Linked DNA regions of Homo sapiens: regions 1 and 2 are each linked to region 3. The links are chromatin loops, found by intact Hi-C in ENCODE. Cell type or tissue: PC-9. All regions are shown on one strand.

Region 1 (8,000 bases), 56 kb after region 3:
ACAGGGATGGTTGGGTTGGGCCCAACCAGAAGAGAGGAGGGCAAGGCCCTGGATCAGGGCAATGGTTGAGTTGCATAAGCAGAAACTTACTGGGAGAGGCAGACAGCTGGGATCCTCAGGGTGCAGCTGTGAAGTATGAAATTACCTGCCTTGGGAATTGTAAGCACTGTAGCAGAAAAGTTAGCAGATTTGCCTACTCCAAAAATCCTTGATTAGAAGGCAATGGCCATGAGGTCTGAGCCCACCGCCTTCCAACAACATCCTCAGTTGAATGGACTGAGGGTGTTCTACACACTGGACCCAAGCAGGCCAATCAGCAGCCCTTTCCAGGGAATTTGGAATTGGGACACAGGGGCTCTGGTTCATCAACTCTCAAAGCTTAGCATACCTAAGACCCTTGTGAGTTTTTATGCTCCACCACTGTATCTTCAGAATTGGAGCTGAAAGATCTTTGGTCTTCAAAATCTTTGCTTTTCAAAATGTGTCTGGTGTAGCAGGTTTAGAGCTCAGGAATCAGTATTTCGACTCATATCCCTGGTGAATCTGAAACAGGAAGGCCATGGATCACCATCTGGGAAATAGGCTTCTGGACTAGGGGTTCCATAGAGCTAAGGTGGACATTTTTGGTCCTATAACTGTGACGCAGAAGAAAGAAGCCTGGAGAGAGGGAAGTATACAGCAGACATACAGAGAAAAGTCATGAGGTCCCAGGAGCTGGGCTCACCAGTCACACTTTCCCAGCCCTTCTCCTTTGCCTCCCCCACTCTAGTGGAGATTAGAAATTCTAAGCATTTTTCAGTCTCTTTTGAAGCCAAGAGGTCACGTGATGTATTTTTGGCCTATGAGAGGTATGTGGAAGTTGGCTTAGTTGAGAGAGGGCATTTTGGGAAAGCATTTGCTTCCTGATTGAAGGGTAGATATACAGGCAGCTGCCCATTTCTACCCTTCTACCTGCATGAAGCTTGGAGCTGCAACATTTTTAATCCATGAAGCAATAAATGCAAAGAGCCAACACACTAAAGCTGCAGAGTGAGAAGAAAGGCCTCAAGCAACAGACTCAATGCCCCCACTCTTGCTTGTGGCACATGCATAGACTATGCTTACATTTTCAGTGGCTTATAGGAAGAGAGCTTACATACATTTAAAAAATCTGTGTAATCAGGAACATGAGAACAGAATTGTGGTGAGTACATTCTAGCGGGATGATTAGGTAGAAAGAACTGAGCGCAAAGGGACCTGTACAATAACCACTACAAAAGCAGTCCCAGCAGGGCCATTTTGAGAAAATTAATTAGAGAGCTAATTGCCCAGCCAAGAAACTGAATCCTCTAGATTTTTCTACAAATTATAAGGAAGTCCCAGCAGCTACAATTATGCTACAGAATGTGTCACTGTGGTATAGTTATAGACCAAACCAACTTAAAGACACCTAATCTGAAAAAACATAAAGTCAATAGGAAAGGCAGTTAAAAATCCTATGAGAAAACCAGAGAAGATGATTACAGAAGGACCTTAGCCTATGATCAGCAGCTCATGTTTGCATCACCTTAGCGTGGGCAACCAGACCTCAGGGCCCAACTGAGTTAACTGGTCAACAAATGCAGAATGTGCAAACTTACGTCCTGATTGGAAAGTATTTTATACATGGGATGGTACAATTACTAAAATCTTAGGAAGGAGATTTATTAAAACCCAGGAAAATAGAAAATATGATTAAGAAACAGGCCAAGCACAGTGGCTCACACCTGTAATCCCAGCACTTTGGGAGACCCAGGCAGGTAGATTGCTTGAACCCAGGAGTTTGAGACCAGCCTGGGAAACATGGTGAGACCCTGTCTGCAGAAAAAAATAACAAGTTAGCCAGGTGTGGTGGCACATGTCTGTGGTCCTAGCTACTCAAGAGGCTGAGGTGGGAGCATCTCTTGAGCTTGGGAGGTCTAGGCTGCACTGAGCCATGATCATGCCACTGCACTCCAGCCTAAAGAAGAAGATTAAGAGACAAAGTCAAATCCAACACATTTAAAAAAATTTTTTTTTGTAGAGATGGGGTCTCACTATGTTGCTCAGGCTAGTCTTGAAGTCCTGGGCTCCAGTGATCCTCCTGCCTCAGCCTCCCAAAGTGCTGGGATTACAGGCTTGAGCCACCATGCCTGGCCCATCACACTTTTTAAACCAGAAATGGTGTGAAGACATTTAAACAGTTTTGTAACCATAGTGACATTTTATGTTGTTTTGGTTGCTGCTTAAGGTATTAGAGAGTTTATTAGTTTCCTGTGTCTGCTGTAACAATTACCACAAACTTGGTAGCTTAAGACAACAGAAATTTATTCTCTCATAGTTCTGGAGAAGAAAAGAGTCTGAAATCAAGGTTGTGCTGCCTCCAAAAGCTCTAGGAAAGAATTCATCCCTTTCTAGTGACAATGGCATTCCTTGACTTGTGGCCTCATCCCTCTGAACTCTGCCCCTGTGGTCACGTGGCCTCCTCATCTTCTGTGTGTCCATCTAATCTCCCTCTGTCTCCTCCTATAAGGACACTTGTAATTGGAATTAAGGTCCACTCAGATAATCCAGGGTAATCCCCCAAGTCCAGATCCTTAATCACATCAGCAAAGACCCTTTTTCCTCATTAGGTAAAATTTACAGATCCTAGGGATTAGGATCTGGTATCTTTCAGTGGCCACACATCAGCTTCCTACAGAGAATGCCTAAGAAACTCTGATATACTTGATTTGTGATTTAATTTTCTATTTAAATGTTTTTACATTTATAATTGATGTATGCACATTTAGGGAATTATGTTTTTGATGTATTATTTAGACAAGAAGTATGTGAATTTTTAAAGGAAGGTTGTTTTTAAAACGATTTTTAAATAAATTCATAAGATTACTAAATTAGACTTTTAAACAAAGTACAAGTGGTAGCAAATATTCTTTTCCACACAAAATCTCTTGGAAACATAATGAATCTATAACATACTTTACTTGAAGTCTTCCTTCACTTGCTCTGTGTGTGTGTGTGTGCTCCAGTGATCCCCAGTAGAATAGAGAATATTTCTCATTTCTACTCTAAAAGATGAGGACAAAATTGGACCCTTGCAAAAGGCAAACTTAGATGAGTGCACTCACCTACTTATTCCATTACTGATGAGATGTAGGATGAGAGGTTGAGCAATGAACAGGCACACAACACCCTGGGTCATCCACAGCCCATGGCAACTGCGCACACACAGCCTCTGGAGGACTTCAGAGCTCACAGGTTAACTGCTGTTTGCCTCATAATGACTCCTGTGTCTTGTGCTGGTGGATTTGGGTTCCTTTAGCAATGGGTCATAAGGCTGCTATAGAATGCTTTATTTTGTTTCTTTTCCCTGAGTAGGCTAAATATGTCCTAGGTTTTAAAGCCACTTTTTGAAGAGAGACGTTTGCTGAGCTGCATTTTTACAATACACTCTATTCCATGAGGCACATGATGGAGTTCAAGGATTGCTCATCATTATCCAGTTGGACACTAGGACAAGAAACTTCTGGAAAACAGTTTTACTCCAGGGCATCTGCTCCTCCCATCAACATATTACCTTCTTAAGGTAATTCCTTTCCTGGCCACTGTACTTCTTTTCTTCCAAAAATCTCTCACCCTTCTCCTGAAAGATTTCTGCATGTCTGAGCAGATAGATGACTCCACTTCACAGGATTTGCATAAATTACACCATGTGGGGCTCTCCAAGAAAGTGGTCATTGATCAAGTCTCAGAGACCTTTAAAATGTCTCTCATGTCCCCAGCATGCCATACTTTTGGCTATCTTTTGTCTGCGGAAACTACTTCCACCACTGAAGGAGATGTTTCCTCTGGTCCTCTTTAACTTTGCTCTGTGGTCAAAATGTTGGACCAAGGCTGTATTTTATGCTGCTCCTTTTTCCTTTCTGAGATCTAGTCTACTGAATATAATGCCCAGGCCATTGATTCATTCATGGCCATTCATTCTATAGGTTCTGGCAAGCACTACGAAGTATTACTAATTATGCTATGTATATGTAGTTTTGATCTTCAGGATATGTTATAAATAAGAACTCAGTCACTTTCCTTATCAGGTAATCAGTTCCTCATACCTAGCCCTGTGCCTTTTGCAACTTAGGAAATTAGAGGGAGAGAGCTTAAGTAACTTATCTTGGATCACAAAGAGGCATCATGTGTCAGAGAAGAAGTATGTTATTTCATGATGAGTAGATCAAGTATAAATCATTTCAAACTTGAAACACTTGAATAAAGCTAAACTAGTATGGTTTTTGAGTCACTAACATAGCATTTCCTCAATGCTTTGGGAGTTTCTTTGGATGCCTTCCACTAGACTATCAATGAGCCCCAATCCCATTAAGCCTTTGAGAAGAAGTGAAGTTACTAGAGGATTACATGGCTCCTGGAATTTTTGTGTTTTTTCAGTGATGTGTTGATGGATATGAGTCAAAAAGTAGATAGGAGCATTCCATAATTGAGGGAAATGAGAAAGGAGATTGGTTAATGATCCAAACAATTCTAACTGGGAAGGCTGTAAAATTTGCTTTTCTTAATAAGACTGATGCTTTTTAATGTTGTCTTCCAGCTCCTTAAGGAAAATGACTATAGAAAATTGGAGGGGGTGTCCAGAAAAAGCACAGAGATTTGGAAGTCTACACAGAATTTCAAGTTCCTGTTCAAAGATTACACTTAAACACACCTTGATGGGCTTAGTCACTCAAGTGAGTTGGTATTGCAGGTGTTTGTCTTCCGTCCAACCGTGGGCTTCCTCTGTGGGAATTTCTTTTTGTGCAGCTGAGATGGTGTATAAGAAATCTCCAAAGTCAAAGCAAAGGGTAGTGACTAACTTGAAATTCCTTAATGGGGAAATTTCACAAAGGTCCCACCAAGGGCAGAAAATAAATGAGTCTTAAAGTTTTGGGAACTGATCATATAAGCACATAAAATAAAGAAACAGGGTGGGAAAATTCACTTCCCAGAGAGCCCTGGTAGCAAGAAGGCCAAGTCTTCCCAAAGCTGTGTCACCAATAAATCCCCACAGATTGGACCCATTTTTCCCCCAGAAAACATGACAAAGCTCACATGGAAATCCACACTGTGTCCAAAGTGCATTTTAAAATAATATTTTTCGATGAAAATAAGATTTAAAATATTTATATAGTTGAACACACATGCATACATCTATATAGATATCCGCACAGAATATAGTATAAAGAACATAAAATTAAGAATCAAGACACTTGGGTTGAGAACAATCTATACCTCTCTCCCTTTGGAAATTCCCTAAACTTCAGTTTTCTATTTGTAAAATAATAATAGGATAGGGCTGGGCACGGTGGCCCATGCCTATAATCCCAGCACTTTGGGAGGCCAAGACAGGCAGATCACCTGAGGTAAGGAATTCGAGACCAGCCGGGCCTACATGGCAAAACCCCACCTCTACTAAAAGTGCAAAAATTAGCTGGGCATGGTGGCATGCACCTATAGTCCCAGCTACTTGGGAGGCTGAGACAGGAGAATTGCTTGAACCCAGGAGGTGGAGGTTGCAGTGAGCCGATATTGTGCCATTGCACTCCAGCCTGGGTGACAGAGCAAGACTCTGTCTCAAAATAATAACAATAATAATAGTAATAATAATAGGATAATTATATTTTCCTTACCTAAGTTGTTGTGAAGCTCAAATGAGGAAATAAATGTGAAAGTACTTTTAAAATTGTAAACAATTATTCAAATGTAACTTATTATTATGTCCATTATTATAAGCAAACTCAATATAATGGAAAAACCACCTATATTCCCTGATGCTCTGGCCACACCTATGAGATACAGTACATGAAAATCAAGTCCAAGTTTGGAGCTAACAATAAGAGGATGGGGATAAAGGACTCAACTGTGAGATACCTCCTCATTTTACTCTCTTTGCTGGATACCGTAGAGTAAGGCAGAAGTCATAGCTAATTGTCTAATTTTCCTCAACTTATTCCACCAGAAACTTCTCTAGACTAATAATGTTGGTTCTAAAATGAAGGTACAGTCTTGGATAATTGAGGTGATTAAAACTGTAGGTACCAGAGCCCAGAGCCAGACCACCTGGGTTCAAATTCTAGATGTGTCACTTACTGACTGTGCATCCTTTAGAAAATTTTTTCTAAAGGAGTGATAACTGTACCTACATAAACAATGCTCCATAACTGTGCTGTAGTTGGAATGACTTTAACCTACTAAGAAGAATGGCAGTGGATGAAAAATTTTCTGTTCTTTTTATTTCTTGAATGAGTCGGTATACCTCCCTCTGATCCCCTCAGAGTAAAACACTTGCTAGTCGGTACAGGGCCCTCATACACACTAGGAAAATATGTACATTGCTCAAGACACTTTATCACATTCAGTGGGAGAAAAAAAGTCTCTAATGACAACAGTGCAACTGATCTCCCCTAGAATTGGGCAGTAGACAATCTGCTCAACCTTACATGATAGTCTTGTCTCTGAAACTCAGTCTCCTTTTGTGGAGGGAGAGAGGAGTGGTTAGGTTAGATCTCCCTAAATCCTCTGATAATTCCAAAAGATTCTGTGATTTTTTTTTTCTTTTAGGTGTTTAGACTGTCTTTAGGATGCAACACTTCATTCCAATTCTAGGGCTAAGGAGGGCTAGCAGACCAAGCACAGTTTGATCTCAGGGTTCTGTGGACTAGGGCAGATAACAGAGCATTTCAAGCAGATAACAGAGCATTTCAAGCAGATAGCTGGCGAGGCTTGCATTTTCTGGCTAGATTAGCATCCTTCTCACCACCTTTTTACACATAGAACCCAAAACTAGGAAGACATAGCATGAGTCCACCCTGTGCCCTGCGTCATCCTGTATAGTCCAGGGAAGATACCGAGACTTGAATTGAAGCAAGGGTGCCTTTGCTTATGAAGAAGACTTTTTTTTTTAAAGGAGGCCATACATTTTCCCTTGCAAAGGAAACAGAAATTTCCATTTGTAAAGGTGTCCTCCTCTGCTGTACCAGGAAAAGGAGAATGACTCTTAATGACCAGAGAGACAACTCTTGTCACTGGAGGTGTACCAACTCGAGTCTGCATAACAAGCCTTATAAAATTGTTCTTATCTACCGTTAGTTTCCCCCAAATATTTACCTTCCCATCAGAAGCTCAAATTCCTTTTCCTTTGTCTAGTCATTTTTCTAGGATTTATCATCCTTTGTTAAAATGGGATATAAGCCTCTAGGCCTAACCATTTTTTTAGGTTTTTCACTTATTTTCTGTAAAGCTCCTGTGTATATATGAAATATTCTTCTATTAATCTGTCTTTTGTCAGTTTAATTTGCAGGCCTCAGTCACTGAACCTAGAGGGTAGAGGAAAAGTTGTCCCCATATTTGCCTCTCACCTCATTGGCTATTGCAAACAAAACAACTATTCTTTTTACATCACTGAAAACATGAAATCTAAAGGAAGAAAAATCAGTGAGAGGGAAGTCCTTACTAATGGGAATTAGGAGTGGGAAGATCAGGACCCGAGCAGCTGACCTTGCTTCTCAACCACTTAATGCTCTTGGGGCCCCAGATTGGAAAGAACTGAGTCACCACCAAAATTCCTTTCTTCTTCCATCAATGTTCCCCTTGCTGTCTTTCTTGCTTCCTGCCATTTCTCCAGCCCTCTTTGGTATATCTTGGCCCTTTCTTCTCATGACTTCCTTTGCTGTTGCAAAGGAACTGCTATTCTACTCAGAAATCACTAAACTACAATGGATTCATTTGCCTTTGCACATAAGCTTCTGGGGTGACCCTTTGGTTAGCCCCAACGTGCATCTCTGGGAATGATTTAGCAATCTAAGACTTAGTCTCAGCAAGAAGAGGAACCAAGATGTTCCTTTCTCACAGAACCTGTAATTTGACCTCCCTCTCAGAACAAAGATAAAGGGATGTGGTTTTTACTTACTGGCTGTAAGACACATTATACATTCATTTTATAGATGCTGAAAAAATGG
Region 2 (8,000 bases), 610 kb before region 3:
CAAGTGAAAGATTGCCTGTGGACAGAGAGGAGGGTAGGATGGCGAGGTGGGACAGAGTACACAGGGGTGTGATGAGACTTCTGTGGATGATGGATGCATTCAATATCTTAGTTGTGGTGATGGTTTCATGGATGTGTGCTGATGTCATAAGTTATCAAATTGTGCACTGTAAATATGTACAATTTATTTTATGGCAATGGATGTAATTTGGTTGCTTTTCTCCTCCAAATGTTTTTCCTCTCATGTTGAAATGTGACCCCCGATGTTGGAGGTGGGGCCTGGTGGGAGGTGTTTGGATCATGGGGATGGATCCCTCATGAATGGCTTGGTGTCATCCTCATGGTGATGAGTCTGTTCTCACTCTATGAGTTCACATGAGATCTGGTTGTTTAAAAACAGCCTGGCACCTCCTCCCCGTTTCTCCTGCTCCCCTCTTGCCATGTGACATGCATGCTCCCCCTTTGCCTTCTGTGATGATTGGAACCACCCCGAGGCCTCACCAGGAGCAGATGCTGGTGCCATGCTTGTACAGCCTGCAGAACTGTGAACCAAATAAACCTTTTTTTCTTTGCAAATTACACAGCCTCAGGTATTCCTCGAGCAATGCAAATAGACTAACACAGCAATTAAATGCCAATAAAACAATTAATCTTAAAAAACCTCACTAACCTTTTTGGAGCACCCTGTTTATTGCTGTGGGTGTGTGACAGCTGGAAGACAGGGCTCATGGAAAGGTCAAAGGAGGCATGGGCACCCATTCCCCTTGCCCCTGTTGTTGCTGCAGATGGTATGTTGCTCAATATCATATCAGTATGACTACCCGGAATCCTGGGTGATAAGAAGTACAACTGGAGACTGGGACACACACAGTGACTGCTTCTGCAGTGTGGGGATTCTGTATAAAAGCCCTTCCCCCTGGCTCTAGGTACTGGCCACCCTCCCAAGGGATGTGAGATATTTCTGCAATCACTTACCTCCTTCCTCCTCCTGTTTCTCTCCAGCCTGTGCAGTGCAGGGAAGAGCACTGGCTCTCATGCCATACTGCTGGGGTCTGCTTTTGTGCTTCCCCACCTGGTGGCTCTGAGATCTTAGCCAAGCACTGTACCTTCCTGGGGCTGCTGTAACAAAGCACCACAAGTTGGGTGGCTTAGAACAGCAGAAATATGTCGTCTCACAGATCTGCGGGCTGCAAGTCAGACCATGATGTTAATAGGGTTGATTCCTTCTGAGGGCCACCAAGGAGACTCTGTTCCAGGCCTTACTCCAAGCTTCTCGTGGTTTGCCAGCAATCTTTGGCATTCTTTGGCTTGCAGCAGCATAATTCCAGTCTTTTTTGTGTGTATGACAGGGTCTCTCTCTGTCGCCCAGGCTGGAGTGCAGTAGTGCAATCTCGGCTCACTGCAACTTCTGCCTCCCGGGTACAAGCGATTCTCCTGCCTCAGCCTCCCGAGTAGCTGGGATTATAGGCACCCACCACCATGCCCGGATAATTTTTGTATTTTTAGTAGAGACAGCATTTCACCATGTTAGTGGGGCTGGTCTCAAACTCCTGACCTCAAGTGATCTGCCTGGCTCGGCTTCCCAAAGTGCTGGGATTACAGGCATGAGCTACCGTGTCTGGCCATTACATGGTATAATCACTGTGTGTGTGTGTCTGTGTTTTCACATAGCATTCTTTTTGAAGGACACCAGTCATATTGGATTAAGGGCCCACTCTACTCCAATAAGACCCCATCTTAACTAATTACATCTGCAACCATCATATTTTTGAATAAGGCCGCATTTGGGGTACTGGGAGTTAGAACTTTAACATATGAATTTTGTGGAGACACAATTCAACCTTTGAAAACAACAGATTTAACATCTCAGTCTTCTCATCTATAAACCAGGGATATTAGTAACATCCACATTGCAGAGTTGGTGTAAAAAAGATTCAGTCATTTCCTAGACAACCGCTGTAACCAGCTAAGCCTTGAAGCCACATGCTCAGTCATTTAGAACATGTTAAGCACATCGAGACATCTCTGGCTCACAGCTAGCAGCTGGTAAATGTGAGCCATCATTATTTTTCACAACTACATGTGCAGATTTTGACCCTGGGAGAATTTTTTGTTCTAGATTTACACACTAACACCCCTCCCATCTGACCTTTGACCAAGGTTTTTACTACACGTATAAAAATAATAATATAAAGGAGTATGAGCCAAGTACTAAAGTCCTGAGGAGGTGATATCTCTGTGTGCCAAGCAGTCACGGAAGCCTTCATGGGTGATGTTAGAAGACTGTTTTAGTCTGTGCTTGCACTACTATCAAGAACTATCTGAAACTGGGCAATTTATAAAGAAAAGAGGTTTAATTGGCTCATGGTTCTGCAAGGCTGTGCAGAAAGCATGGTGGCTTTTGCTTCTGGGGAGGCCTCAGGAAGCTTCCAATTGTGGTAAAAGGCAAAGGGAGAGCAGGAGTCTTACATGGCTGGAGCAGCAGCAAGAGAGAGGAAGTGGGGAGGTGCTGCACACTTTTAAATGACCAGATCTCATGAGAACTCACTCACTATCATGAGAACAGCACCAAGGGGATGCTGCGAAACTACTGACAAGAAATCGCTCCAATTGTCCAATCATCTGTCACCAGGCCCCACTTCCAACACTGGGGATTACAATTTGACATGGGATTTGGGTGGAGACATGTATCCAAACCATATTACAGACCTTGAAGATGGGGAAGGGGATTGAATCCTTTGATCAAAATCCCATTTTGTGCCTCTGATTTTGGGAAAAATTACTGATCTTCCTTGAACTTCAATTTCTCTATAAAATGGCAATAATATAGTTGTTGCATTGATTAAATGAGACAAGGTAAAGTGTTTGTCAGATGCCCCAAACCCAATAGGTGCTCAGTGAATATTTTTTAAAAATATAGAAGTTATGTTGTGGGCAAAGACTTGGGCAAATTATTAGGAACAAGACTGTAGCTTTTGGGCAGAGCACAGTTGGACTTACTGGCTCAGTAATTCCACATTTGAGTAGAACAACAACTAGTTTCTCAATGATGACACATCAGGATCAAACACCCGGGGGACCTCTCCTGCAATTGCTGTTCTCTTTGAAGAAGCTCCTTTTAAATAGAAGACAGTACCTTGAAATATGGCCACAGGAGGTCAGTAGCGTGCTGTGGTTCTACGCAGAAGCAAAAAAACAGTCCCCTCTAAGCATCTTTAAGCCATAAATTCCTTGTTGTAAACTAAGAATATGTTATTCCTTCCATATTTTCAGATAAATTGACAGCTAAGCTTAAAGAAATTATGCTTTCAGCTTGTAATATGGAATAGACAGGCACTAACTTATTCTTAAAGACTCTTATTATGACACGGCTGTGTTTGAAGAAATGGTTTTGTTTTGTTTTTTAATGAAACCTGTGTTTTGGTCAAGAGTGTTACCACATTCAGATCACAACTTTTCTAAGGAAATACACTCAAAGACACCTAACATTTGAGTGAGATTAATCATAATGTAAGATTTCTGTGATGTGTGCAATGGGGCTTCAATATCTTAGATCTCACCATGATGGGCAATTGCTTGTCTTTTTCGAGCCTTGATTTCTCATCTTTAAGACAGGAGTGACGCGGCTGTTGTCATAATTAAGTGAGGAAATGTAGTTAAAGCACCGACCACCAAGCCCTAAACATTTTGTGCTTCTGGATGCCCAGTATCCTTCCTGTTTGGGGAGAATCTGAAGATGGGTGAGGGACAGGGCTTGTCCCTCGCCGCAATGGAAGTCAAAGGGGGACGATCTTTCTTCGACTCTTTGACCCCTGGCTGCTGGAGCATGGTCATGTGACCAAAGCGTGGCTGGGCATCTCAAAGGCTCAGCCACTTGCATATTATTTGTGATGTCAGGTGTAGGCTAGTGGCGTAATAGCAAGCACCCGGGATCAGCAGGTCCCTGCAGGATGTTGGCGGGGCTTTGCCTACCTTCGTTTCTGCCTAAGTATGCTGAGTTTTCCCAACAACGCTGGGAGCTTATTTATATCCTTCTAACAAATTCAGGTTAGCCAGAAAATCTACTGTTGTTTGCAACCCAAAACACTGAAGAGTGTAAGATTCAAGTTTAAGTTTATGGTAAATGTGCAAAATTACTCGTTAAAGGATTCTGGCTGGTATATAATAGAGTTTTCTCCTGAGGTTTTTTCCACAGTACAATCGATGATTGTAAAAGAAAAGCTGAATAATTGAAAAAAGGCCTAGTGTTTTGACATGACAATAGAAATAATATTTACTAGACACAGAGAGCAGGGTTTCAACCATCCTGTAATTGTCAGCCATGCAGCAGGGCTGTCTGAGGACAGCTGTGCATGTAAATCATCACTGGTTGCCTGGATGAGATAACTAGGTTACTGGTGGCTTCCCCTTCTTCTGGCTTCAGAGGTTGCACCCAAACTCAGTTTCCCATGGGCCCAGTGACTTCCTCTCTCATATCCTCCCACACCAGACCTTCAATGAGACTAAATGGAAATATCTCTGAAATCCACTGATGAGAGAGCAGTAGAACTAACACTGTATATATGTGTGTGTGTACATACTTCAGTATGAAAACAGGAATTCCTATGCATAAATGGCATAACAACACCATATGGCCCCTCACCAATGCATCAGAAGGTAAATAGCTTCTCTTCAGATGATGTTAGAAGAATCATTTGTCCAGTTATTCAAGTTAAATGTCATTTACTTTTGAAATGTTTCTTTGTGATTTAAAGCCTGTCACTAAAAACAAACCCCACACCACCACCACAAAACAAAAACCAAAAAATAAAAGCAAACCACTGCTCTTTGCTTCTCAAACTCTCTCACTGCCTGATATCACACTCACCAGGAAATTTTCTTGGTGATAGAACTTCCATTTCCTCACTGTCTCCCTCACCACCTACCCTACCTCCCATCAGCCCTGGCCTTGGGAATGAAGTGGTCAGAGAAAATGATCTCCTCATAAATGTCTGATGAAAATCGGCTTGCCACCCTGTAACATGGGAAGACATTTGTATCATCTATATTCTAGGTTGATCATAAAACCATCTTATAAAATTGGTTAATTATGCTGGGGTTCAACTGTTTATTATGTCAGACAAGTAGGGTTTTGGGGCAGGTCTGAGATGAAGAGATTGGTAGTAAGGGAAGACTCAATTTATAGCTTTTATTACCAGTAAAATCTGAAGCCTTGCAAAACCTCAATGGTGCCCAATTATATAAAAACATGGTAATTTTTCTTGCATCATCAATATTTAAAAGCCACTTGGCTGACCATGTTGGGACACCTATGTTTTGAAGCATGTGAGGAAACATCTGTGAGCACATTTACAGTATTCCATCAAATAATACGCTTCAAATTCAAGAGGAGTAATTTCAAATTAGTAATGTTTACAGACATGTCTGCATCCATTGTACCTAAAAGAAAGTTAAAATGAGATAAAAATCTGGGAAAAAAAGGTGGCAGCTCATTTCCCACAATCTCCCTTGCTTTTTTAAACTCTTACTTTGAACTTACTGCTTTTTGCATGATAGTCTTCTGCCTTAATTCTTGAATTTTCCAAATTGATGTTAAAGTCTTTAATGACTCCTTTTTATACCAAATAACTCTCTCTTTTTTTCTTTTTACCAACTCTCTGATATGCAAATGTATGTCTGGAGTACCATAAAAAGGATTTTATTTTTCAAAAATAAACAAAGGGAGAATGTAGGTAACAAAATCTAATACAGAAGATGTATTTAACATCATGGTATAGTAGAAAAAAACAAGTTATTCTGTCTTGCATCATTGATGTTTATAAGTCACTTGATGAGCCATTATGAAACATCTCTGTTTGTAACATGCAAAGTTAACAGCTGGGTCATATTTATAGCATTCTACTCAATACCATGCCTCAGAGTCCAGGTTGAGAATTTGTGATTTGCAATTGATAGGCATATTTGCCTTCAGACATTGGAAAACTCTGAAATAGGAAAAAATAATGAAGACATTGTAAAGTATTTCTTTCCCTCTGGCAAGTAAAAGATTAATTACTGTTAGTATACCAGCTCTTTCTTATAAGAAATCATCCTGAAATCCTAAAATAGCCGCTTCATATCAGAGTGATATCCAGAAGCCTCTTTCAATATCTGTCCTAAAGGACAAAATGCCCACCCTCCAAACAGTCGAAGACAGATTTTTCATGGGGCATATTGTTGAATTTTGTGATGAATCTTGCTGAATTATTTAGCCTTTGGCAGCAAAATGTGGCTGGGAAGAACATGGACTGCGTGGCTTCACCACAGCAGCTCAGGTAGATGTCCTTGGGCTTGAACTTTCTGAACTTTGGCTCACTCTGATGAAATGGGAAAAACAACGGCAACTTTACAGAGTTGTTTCAAAGACTATATAAGAATTACAATAATAGCTAAGATTCTTGAAAAAATTTCCATTTGCCAGACACTGACTAGAAAGCTTGATATAGACTTGTCATTTCAAACAGATCAAATCTATATGGAAAAGGCACTTCATGAATTAGGCCACAGAAATGTGAATTTATTCCTCCTTCCTCTGTTATTTGAAACTCTCATAAAAGGGACTTTTTTTTTTGAGACGGGATCTCACTCTGTTGCCCAGGCTGGAGTGCAGTGGCACGATCATAGCTCAATGCAGCCTCCAACTTCTAGGCTCAGGTGATCCTCCTGTCTCAGCCTACTGAGTAGCTAGGACTACAGGTGTGTGCCATCATGCCTAGCTAGTTAAAAAAATTTTTTTGTAGGGGTATTGCTATGTCCCCTAGGGTGGTCTGGGACTCCTGGCTTCAAGCTATCCTCCTGCCTTGGCTTCCCAAAGTGCTAGGATTACAGGCCTGAGCCACTGCACCTGGCCAAGAATGATGTTTTTTTTTTTTTGTTTTTTTGTTTTTGAGACACAGTCTCGCTCTGTCACCCAGGGTGGAGTGCAGTGGCGCAATCTTGGCTCACTGCAACCTCTGCCTCCCTGGTTCAAGCGATTCTCCTGCCTCAGCCTCCCGAGTAACTGGGACTACAGGCGCGTGCCACCATGCCCAGCTAATTTTTTGTATTTTTAGTAGAGATAGGGTTTCACCATGTTGGCCAGGCTGGTCTCGAATTCCTGACCTCAGGTGATCCACCCACCTCGGCCTCCCAAAGTGCTGGGATTACAGGTGTGAGCCACCGCACCCAGCCGCCAAGAATGATTTTTAATGAGAACCTAACAGCTTAAAGGACATAGCTATGTACCTTCCCATTTCCCAATAGTTGAAGAGCCTTAAGATTTTTTCTACTTTTTGTTTGTGTTGCAAAATGAGTATTATAATTTAATCCCTTTTCTGTTGATAGGTGTGAATAGTATTTTGCTTTAAGTTTTAAAATTACTAATTAATTGAACAATAAAAAATTACCAAAATTTGTATTTCCCTTTATAAAACTGCTTATGTCTTTTTCCTATTTATTTATTGTTTTCATGTTTTTCTTATTGATCTATAAGAGTTCTTCATATGCTAAGAATATTAACTTTTTATTCATTAACTGTTGCAAAAAACTTTACACCTCTCTTTTTGTCTTTTAATTTGGTTTATGCTAAATTTTAAGACTCATAAAATTTACAGCTTTATGGGGTTATAAAGTCTATTAGTCTTTTTTCATTATGACTTCTTCCATTGTTTCTATATTCTAAAAGCTATTTACCTTCCAGAGATCAGAAAAATAGTAAAGTGCTTTCTTCTTTTTTTATTTTTTTTGAGATGGAGTCTTGCTCTGTCGCCCAGGCTGGAGTGCAGTGGCATGGTCTCGGCTCACTGCACTCCGCCTCCCTGGTTCACGCCATTCTCCTGCCTCAGCCTCCTGAGTAGCTGGGACTATAGATGCCCACCACCACACCTGGCTCTCTGGCTAATTTTTGTATTTTTAGTAGAGACAGGGTTTCACCGTGTTAGCCAGGATGGTCTCAATCTCCTGACCTTGTGATCCGCCCGCCTC
Region 3 (8,000 bases):
CCTGTTAGGGCTGTTCCTTCTCACTGTGGCCTGACTAAAAAACCAGTGACATTAAGAAAGCATCACATTTCCCAAGTCTGGGGGTGCCCCAGTGGGGTGGTGCTGCTCTCAAAAGCCCTGTGTTCCTAAAAACATCCATCCTCACAAGATCAGTTTCCCCAAGTGCTGGTTCCAAAAATAAGCTCAGGGCTGGCAGAAATTGTTCAGGAAGCTTCTTGAAGTCCCCTCCTTTATTTCTCAGTCTGACTTTCAGCTTGTCCCAGCTACTGTAAGCAGCTTCGGCTTCCCAAGGTCACTGGCAACTCCTACTTTTGCTAATATCCTTGGTTTTCCATGGCACGGGTTGTGACTGTTTTTTAGACTAGTGGTCCCCCAATTAACTGCACCTCCACTTCATACCCTTTTCTTGAATCTGAGCCGGGCTTGTAACTTGTGTAGTAAGTAGAGGGCATACTCCAGCTCTCTTCTGATTAGAAAAAATCCTCATCGTTATCATAATCAACAGAGGGCAGTAAAAGGGATGCTGCGACAATTCTGGACTTAAGTCTTCAGGAGGCCTGGCCACTTCTGCTTTCAAGCTCTTGGTATGTGAGAGGTCTAGCTACCCTGCCAGCCAGCCACTGAAAGAGACAACACAGTGGTCTTTAAATGGTTTCAAATTTTGCTTATCAAAATGTAGTCAACAAAAATGCAAGCCTTCCAAATCCAAATTCTGTCTTCACATAAACTTTCTTGTGTCTGTTCTTCATCTTTCTAGGGAGAGGGTGAAAGTCCACATCTGTGGACTTTCTGTGCTGAAGTTTTCCAGGTTTTCTCATGTGAAACTTTTCTGTTGTATCAGGTCCACGTTTTCACAGACTCCAGCATTGTCTTCTCTCATTTCTGCACAGGGTGGCGCTGCAGTGCAAGGCGGGAGGGGGCTCTGGGCTCCACTTGTCTGGTCTGCTAGAGAATACTTAATATTTTTATATTCGTGCCCTTTCCTCTTGCTTTTCTGCTCTTCTTCAATCTTGTGCTGTAGTGTTTCAATATAATGCTGGACTGCCATATAGATAAATCGGTACTGTGCTTCTGTCTGGGCCATCCCTGACCTCTGAGACTGCACTGTGTGGATGGTTTTGAGAAGGTCAATGTTGCAGTTAATACCTTTCTCTCTGATGATGTCAATAAGACTATTAATCACAATGAACCTCCCTGTATGGCCAATTCCAGCACTGCAGTGGACCACGACCAGCCCTGCATCCATGATGCTCTCCTGCTTATGGTGCACCTCCTCCAGGAAGTCCAGCATGCCCCCGGGGTCACTGGGCACTCCGTGGTCTGGTCAGGTCCGAAAGTGGTATTGCCAGACCGTTCTCGCCATATTCCCCTGGAGTACAGCTTGTCCAACCTTTGAAAACTTAAGTTCTCTTAGCATATAGTCATGAACAGCACTTCCTTTGATGTTCCTAACACACATGACCCCATATTCTTGTAGAGCATCCTCTTCAGACCAGTATTTGACACATTTACTCTTTCCTCTCTCCATTTCTTTCATTGTCATGACAATCACTTGGGAGTTTTCTTGGAACACCATCCAGCAAAAGTCATTCACCATGTTTTGCAGGCAGCCTTGTGTGGCAATGCAACTCTTTTTGGGTTTTGAATTGTTGCACTTGGTTTCAAATTCAGGCATGATGGTGTTTGCACTGATGTAATCTGAAATAGGCTCATTGGGATCATCATCGTGTAGGACAACCCTGGTATGATCAAAGGGCAGGATGTTTTTATATCTATTTTTGTTTTTGTTTTCTTGCCTTTGACCCTCTTTTCGGCTGTAGAGAAGTTTGCACTCCTGTGGTTGTAGTGTCTCAAATTCTTCCCAAAAGCCTTGTTGGACTTTGTCTGTGGTCTCAGCTAATTTGCTTAGTTCTCAAACTCTGCTTTCTATTTCAGCAGCATTTATACGAGTCATGTTAAGGGGCTGCTTGAGTCGTAGTACTGTACCCAATGTTTCCAGCATAGGATTCTTCTTGTAATGTTCCACGAGATCCGTCAAAGAATCAAACCGTTTTCCTCCACCAACGTCGTATTTCAGTTCCTGACAGCGAATCATGACATGGGTCACTTTACACTTGCTGTCATTGCTCTCTTTTTTGTCATCACTGGTGCGCACAGAGAGAACAAAATCTCCAGGGTGGCTCTGGCTCTCTCGTATAAGAAAGCTACCATGTTTTCCTTTTTCAGTTAATTTCTCTGCTTCTTTCCCAAAGAGGTGTCCGTGAAACCATCTTTCAGAGGCAGGATCCGCACAGTTCAGAGGATATTTAAGCTCAACAACATCTCCATTCTTCTCTTTTAATTGCCTGTGATGTTCCATGTAATACTGGACCAACTCAGCCGAAGTGGCAAACTTTTCCCCCCAAACGGGTCCTAGTAATCACCAGTGTTCTGAATCTTGATGTGGGTGACAGCTCTATTTCTTCTAATGGAACATGTGAAGTCTCCAGGGGTACTTTTACTAGGCCTTGCCAAAAAACTGCCATCAACTCCTCTTGTCGACAATAGGTTTTTCTGCCTCCACACCACTGATATTTGGGTGAAACCATTGTCTCCAAGCCTCAGTTTCCTCCTTTCTTTTCTTTCTATAAGATAAAGATAGTAGGCTGGGTGCAGTGGCTCACGCCTGTAATCCCAACACTTTGGGAGGCTGCGGCAGGAGGATCGCTTGAGTCCAGGAGTTCGAGGCCAGCCTGGGCAAAAAAGCGAGACTTTGTTTCTACAAAAAATACAAAAAACTAACCGGGAGTGGAGGCTGAGGCGGGAGGATCACTTGAACCCAGGAAGTCAAGGCTGCAATGAGTCATGATCACCCCGCTGCACTCCAGGCTACTTTATTTTTATTTTTAATGAACAGGGATCTTTTTAAAATGGAAGTGGTTGGTCCTTGATGTCTGGCTTCCCTTGCTAATAAATAAACCCAGAGAACTATTTGCAATGGTGTAGCATTTAGAATCAACAGGCTTCAAAACAGAGAGGGTCTATTCTGTTTTGTTTTGAAGTCACCCTTTGCAAAAAACATATGGTAATCTCGGGCAGCCCATGAAGCAATCGGCAAGATCTGAAGGATGAGAACAGTGTGTTCTTTGAAATCCCTCTGACAAGCAGACAGTCCCTCCTTCCCTCAAACCATCCTCAAAGGGAAGTGTGTCGGCTTGGGCAGTAATGAGACGGTGTGGGAATTCCCCTGTCCCCTTGGTTCACTTTACAGACAAAGTTCATTAGGGTTAAAGATGGGTCATTCCCATCCACAGATTCCTTCACTTGAAATCAAGACTTCTTGGGAAATATAAATTTGGAGAACAGGTAACAGTGAACTATAGTTCCCCCCAAAACAAATTTTTTAAAAATCAGGTGGTATTAAAAATTGCTGTTTCATGACATTACCAATAGATGGCAGCACGGGATTCATCTTCGCCCATAAGCAGCTTCACCCCTGCTTTTCCTGGCGAATGTTCACTGACAACTCGGCCTCAGGACTTTGACGCTCTTGGTGTCATCAGAGAGCAATTTGAGGTGTGCAATAAAATCTTTGGGTTCCCCGCCCCGCCTTCTGTAGGTGACCTCAAACCACAATCACCAATCGACTGCGGTGCTGTGACCTGGAAAAACAGCAAGGAAACTAAAAACAAAACAAAACAAAACAAAACAAAAACCCATCCTGTGAGCTCTGCAAAGGAGAACAAGATCATGGCACACAGGCAATTAGCAAACTAAATTGAAGATGAGTTCTGTTAGAAGAGTCAAAAAACAAAGAGAACAATTTTTGTGAATTGCGTTTTTAAGATCACTGCATCCAAACACTGGAGCTTCAACATAAAGACTCCTGAGCCATGTATTCTGACTTGACCCCTGCAGTTCCTTCCAGTTCCAAAAATCTCTGATCTGTGAATAGAAAAGTTCCAGCAGATACGTTTCTAAGAGCATGAAATTATTTCTAGATACTAGTCTAGTACCTACATGTATTAAAACACAAAAATAAACAAACAAAAAGACCTTCATGCTAATCAAAATATTTTTTAACAGAAAGGAAACCAAAACCTATTGGACCCAGCCCACAAGAACTGTGTTTTTTCCAATGCACATAGCAATAGAGTCATGTTTTGAAAACCAATTATGTAGGCTATAACACCCATTGTAGAAAGAATAGAATAGAATAGAACAGATCAGAATGCATCACAGTCTGCAGGGTTGTAAAGTAAAATTTCTTGCTTTACATCATGGGCCAAAGAAAACTTGCAAAGCTCTATCATGGAGAACAGCATCTGTCTTCAACCTTTGTATCTTCCACAGCCCAACACCAACAAGCTCCTCACCATCAAAACATCTAAATGGGCAAATAGAACTTTTGGTGGGTTTGAGTGGCACCAAGCATCAAGCTACATTAATACTCTTCTCAATCACTGTCATACAAATATGGAGAATTCGGTTATTTATCATCATTTTCTGCATATCCATACTATTCCAAGACAATCCCAATTTCTGGCTTTTTGTTCTACTCTTCCATAAGCATATTCATAGTGATAATGTTGTATGTCCTGAGTTTCAGTTTGGAAAATATAGTCCCTGGTTAAATCAATGGGCATCGGATAAAAACTTTAATGTCTAAAGGGGCTGGGTAGGTAGAATCAATGAGTGAAGCAAGCCAGGAATAACAAAGGATTAAAATGTGGATTTTACAGGAGATGTATACATTTTTTAAAAGTTAATAATAACATTAAAAAAGGAAAGTGACATTGTGCGGGAAGAAGAAATTAGGTCTTCTATGGACTGAATTTTATCCCTTCAAAATTCATATATTGAAGTCCTAGCTCCCAATGTGACTATATTTGGAGACAGGTCTTTAGGAGGTAGTTAAGGTTAAACGAGGGCATAAGGGTGGGGCCCTAATCCTGTATGACTGGTGGCCTTATGACCTTATTATGGAAGGAAGAGGTCTCTCTCTCTCTCCCTCTCTTTCTCTCTCTCTCTGTGTGAACGTGCACCAAAGAAAGGCATGTGACCATGTTGCAAGACGACAAATGTGTGCAAGCCAGAAAGACAGCCTTCACCAGGGAACCGAATTAGCCAGCACCTTGATTTTTGACTTCCCAGCCTCCAGAACTGTGAGAAATAGATTTCTGTTGTTTAAGCCACCCAGGCTACGATCTTTTGTTACAGCAGCCTGAGCAGACTAACGCGAAGGCTTAGGCCTGGATGTGCTCAGGGCCCTCCAGGGGGCAACTTCAGGTTGAATGAAGCCCTGCAGATTGAAGGAAGCACAAACTCATTGGGGTTAATATCTGATGTCATTTAAGTATCAGTCCTCATCAGGGCTCTGAAGTCCTGGGGCAACCTGTAACAGGATATTCATTCATTAAACAAATGTTTCAGGAGTACAAGATTGAAACTAGTTTGACTGTGAGTCAAGTGGGCCAAAGAACAGCTACTTGGAGAGCATAGAAAGAAAAGTGAGCAATTCCAGAAGAATGGGTGATCTCCAGAATTTCAGAATGAGCATCTAAGCACTCCCACACCCATGGGCCTGGGAAGAGATTGACATCAGCAGGGCAGGGACCATAGCATGGGCTTTCAATTTCACCTTCTCATCCTGCTCCAAGTCATTTTCTCTCCTGTTCTAGTACAATTCAAATATTATTTGATTTAAGCCTCATGGTTTTCAGAATTTCTTTCATTTTTTTCAATAATTATTTTTTAAGTACACATCTAGGTACATTGGTGAAGAAAACAAATGAAAATTCTTGTGTTCATGGCACTTTAGTTAGGTAGATAATAAAGTAAGTAGAAAATGTGAGATGGCAGAAGGCCATAATATGCATTGGTAGTATTGTTTGAGAATATTCAATTCTGCTAAAGAAGAAATCAACTGAAATAAGTGAAACTCATGTTTAAGTATAGGAAGATCAGTTAGCAGCATGAGAGACAGGTTAGAAAGATCAAGTGGGTCATACGTATACACACAGGAAGAGGAAGGAAGGGCAGCGCCAGGATACCTGAGATTCATAACACTGTAATATATGTGAGACACTCGATATTCATGAGTTCTTTATTTGGCTACTCATTTGTGAAATTTATTCTGACCTTGAGTGACCTTTGCCCCCAAAAACCAAATAGAATCTTGCTGCTCAGCAGGTTAATTGGCAAGCACCAGCCACGCCCATGTGCTGGAGCCTCATACCGTTTCCACCTGCTGAGACTCCATGCTGAAAAGTTCAATGCTAGGCCGGGCACCGTGGCTCACGCCTGTAATCCCAGCACTTTGGGAGGCCGAGGTGGGCAGATCACCTGAGGTCAGGAGCTCGAGACCAGCCTGGCCAACATGGTGAAACCCTGTCTCTACTAAAAATACAAAAATAAGCTGGGCATGGTGGTGGGTGCCTGTAATCCCAGCTACTTGGGAGGCTGAGGCAGGAGAATTGCTTGAACCCGGGAGGAAGAATTTGCAGTGAGCTGAGATCGCACCACTGCTCTCTAGCCTGGGGGACAGTGTGAGACTCCGTCTCAAAAAAAAAAAAAAAAGAACTTCAGTGCTGGTCCTAGTGACTGCCAGGAAAGGCTGGTGTGGTAGAGAAAGAAACAGACATCTGAACATTGTCCTGGTTAGGGTTTTTACCCATTTGTGTGCCGTGTGGGGCATGTTAACTCACCCCCACTTCTCCAGCAGGAATTTGAGTCAATTTAATAAACCATGTGATTCCATCACCTTCATTTGATCTGTGATCCCTTCTGGAAGAGTTTGCCTAGTTGTGGACTCAGAGGCTGCCATTGATTGCAATGAAAATAATTTTCCACTTGACAGTGATAAAAAAAAAAAAGTATTACAGCCTCCAAAATAAAGCATGGAAGAGAGATAAGGAGTTTGGGAGATGGGTTTCCATTTTAAATACGATGCTCAGGGAAGGTCTGATTGAGAAGGTTCCATTTGAGCAAACACTTGAAGGAGGTGCGGAAGAAAGATATGTAGCTATCTTGAGGAAGATCATTCCAGACATAGGGAACCACAAATGCAGAGGTTCTCAGCCATGAGTTTGCCTGGCCAGCTCCAGCAACAGGAAGGAGGCCAGTATGACCACGTGGAGTGAGCAGGGTGGCAGGAACTAAAGTTCGAAGTCACACGGGACCTGTCTTTCCAGGCTCTATAGGTCATTGGAATAACTTTGGGCTTTTACTCTAAGATGGTTTTCCACTGGACAGGAAAGTGGTCAAATTTATATTTTTATGTGATCAGTCTGGCTGCTGTATACCAGAAGGGAATAGAGAAAGATTGTGGAGGTCAATTATGAGACTACTGCAATGAGCCAGGCAAAGGTGACCATGACTCAGATCAAAATGGTAGCAGTAAAGGTGGTAAGTAGTGATGAGACTCTGGTTATGTTCTGAAAGTGAAGCCACTGGGATTTGCTATTGGATTGGATGTGGGGGAGAAACAAAGGGAGGAGTCAATGATGCATCCAAGGATTTGGGCTTTAGCAGCTGGAAAGATGGAGATGCCACAAATGCAGGAGGGAGAAATTTGGGAGAAGTTAGTATCATTTTACAGAAGAAGGAACTGAAACTTAAATAACTTATCCAAACTCACATAGGAAATGAGTTATTCAAGTCAAGAATCAAGCCAAGCCAGGCCATTTCCAAGCTCATGCATGTGTTTTCTGTCTCTCAAGTCCGTGAGAAGAGTATCCAGGGAATAATGGGAGCTGAGTAGATGGAGCAGCTAATTCTGTCTGCCATGGGGTTCAAAGGTTTCACAGAAGAAAATGTGCAGCTTGGCCTTGAGGGGTCTGGACCAGGTCTGGGAGAAGGGCAGGTATTCCAGATAGAAAGGAACATGGATAGGACTGAACAATCAATAGTGTAGGGAAAATTCAGAGGTTTGAAATGTCACTTTATAATTCTGTAAAGCTGTCTTATTCATGTGAACATAGGGTCATACTGCAGCAATATTTCAATATGTATTCAGTGAG

What was found. Peaks named below come from ENCODE experiments on the same cell type or tissue, not always from the same donor. Only the 100,000 strongest peaks of a DNase experiment are listed, where the experiment ranks them.
Region 1: a loop joins it to region 3, with 6 times the contacts of the local background. A loop is called at or near these places in 17 of 110 quality-filtered maps.
Region 2: it touches region 3 in a loop (5-fold over the local background); 2 of 110 quality-filtered maps call a loop at or near these places.

The regions. Positions count from the first base shown.
Region 1 is chr6:137,760,426-137,768,425 of GRCh38, forward strand. No RefSeq gene overlaps it. Among named protein-coding and RNA genes, the nearest start is that of LINC02539, 25 kb to the left of the region's middle. RefSeq lists an enhancer at 7,630-7,759. In PC-9, no CTCF peak of the experiment used is centred here; DNase peaks (open chromatin) are centred at 4,196 and 4,776; H3K4me3 peaks cover 511 bases; H3K27ac peaks cover 3,176 bases.
Region 2 is chr6:137,091,389-137,099,388 of GRCh38, forward strand. No RefSeq gene overlaps it. Among named protein-coding and RNA genes, the nearest start is that of IL20RA, 50 kb to the left of the region's middle. RefSeq lists enhancers at 2,932-2,981, 3,002-3,251, 4,659-4,798, 5,712-5,881, 6,477-6,646. In PC-9, a CTCF peak has its summit at 3,159 (motif pointing right); a DNase peak (open chromatin) is centred at 3,103.
Region 3 is chr6:137,704,609-137,712,608 of GRCh38, forward strand. It overlaps the pseudogene PTPN11P3. Among named protein-coding and RNA genes, the nearest start is that of LINC02539, 30 kb to the right of the region's middle. RefSeq lists a silencer at 3,135-3,184. In PC-9, CTCF peaks have their summits at 902 (motif pointing right), 3,443 (motif pointing right) and 3,644; DNase peaks (open chromatin) are centred at 3,533, 5,063 and 5,383; H3K4me3 peaks cover 416 bases; H3K27ac peaks cover 3,457 bases.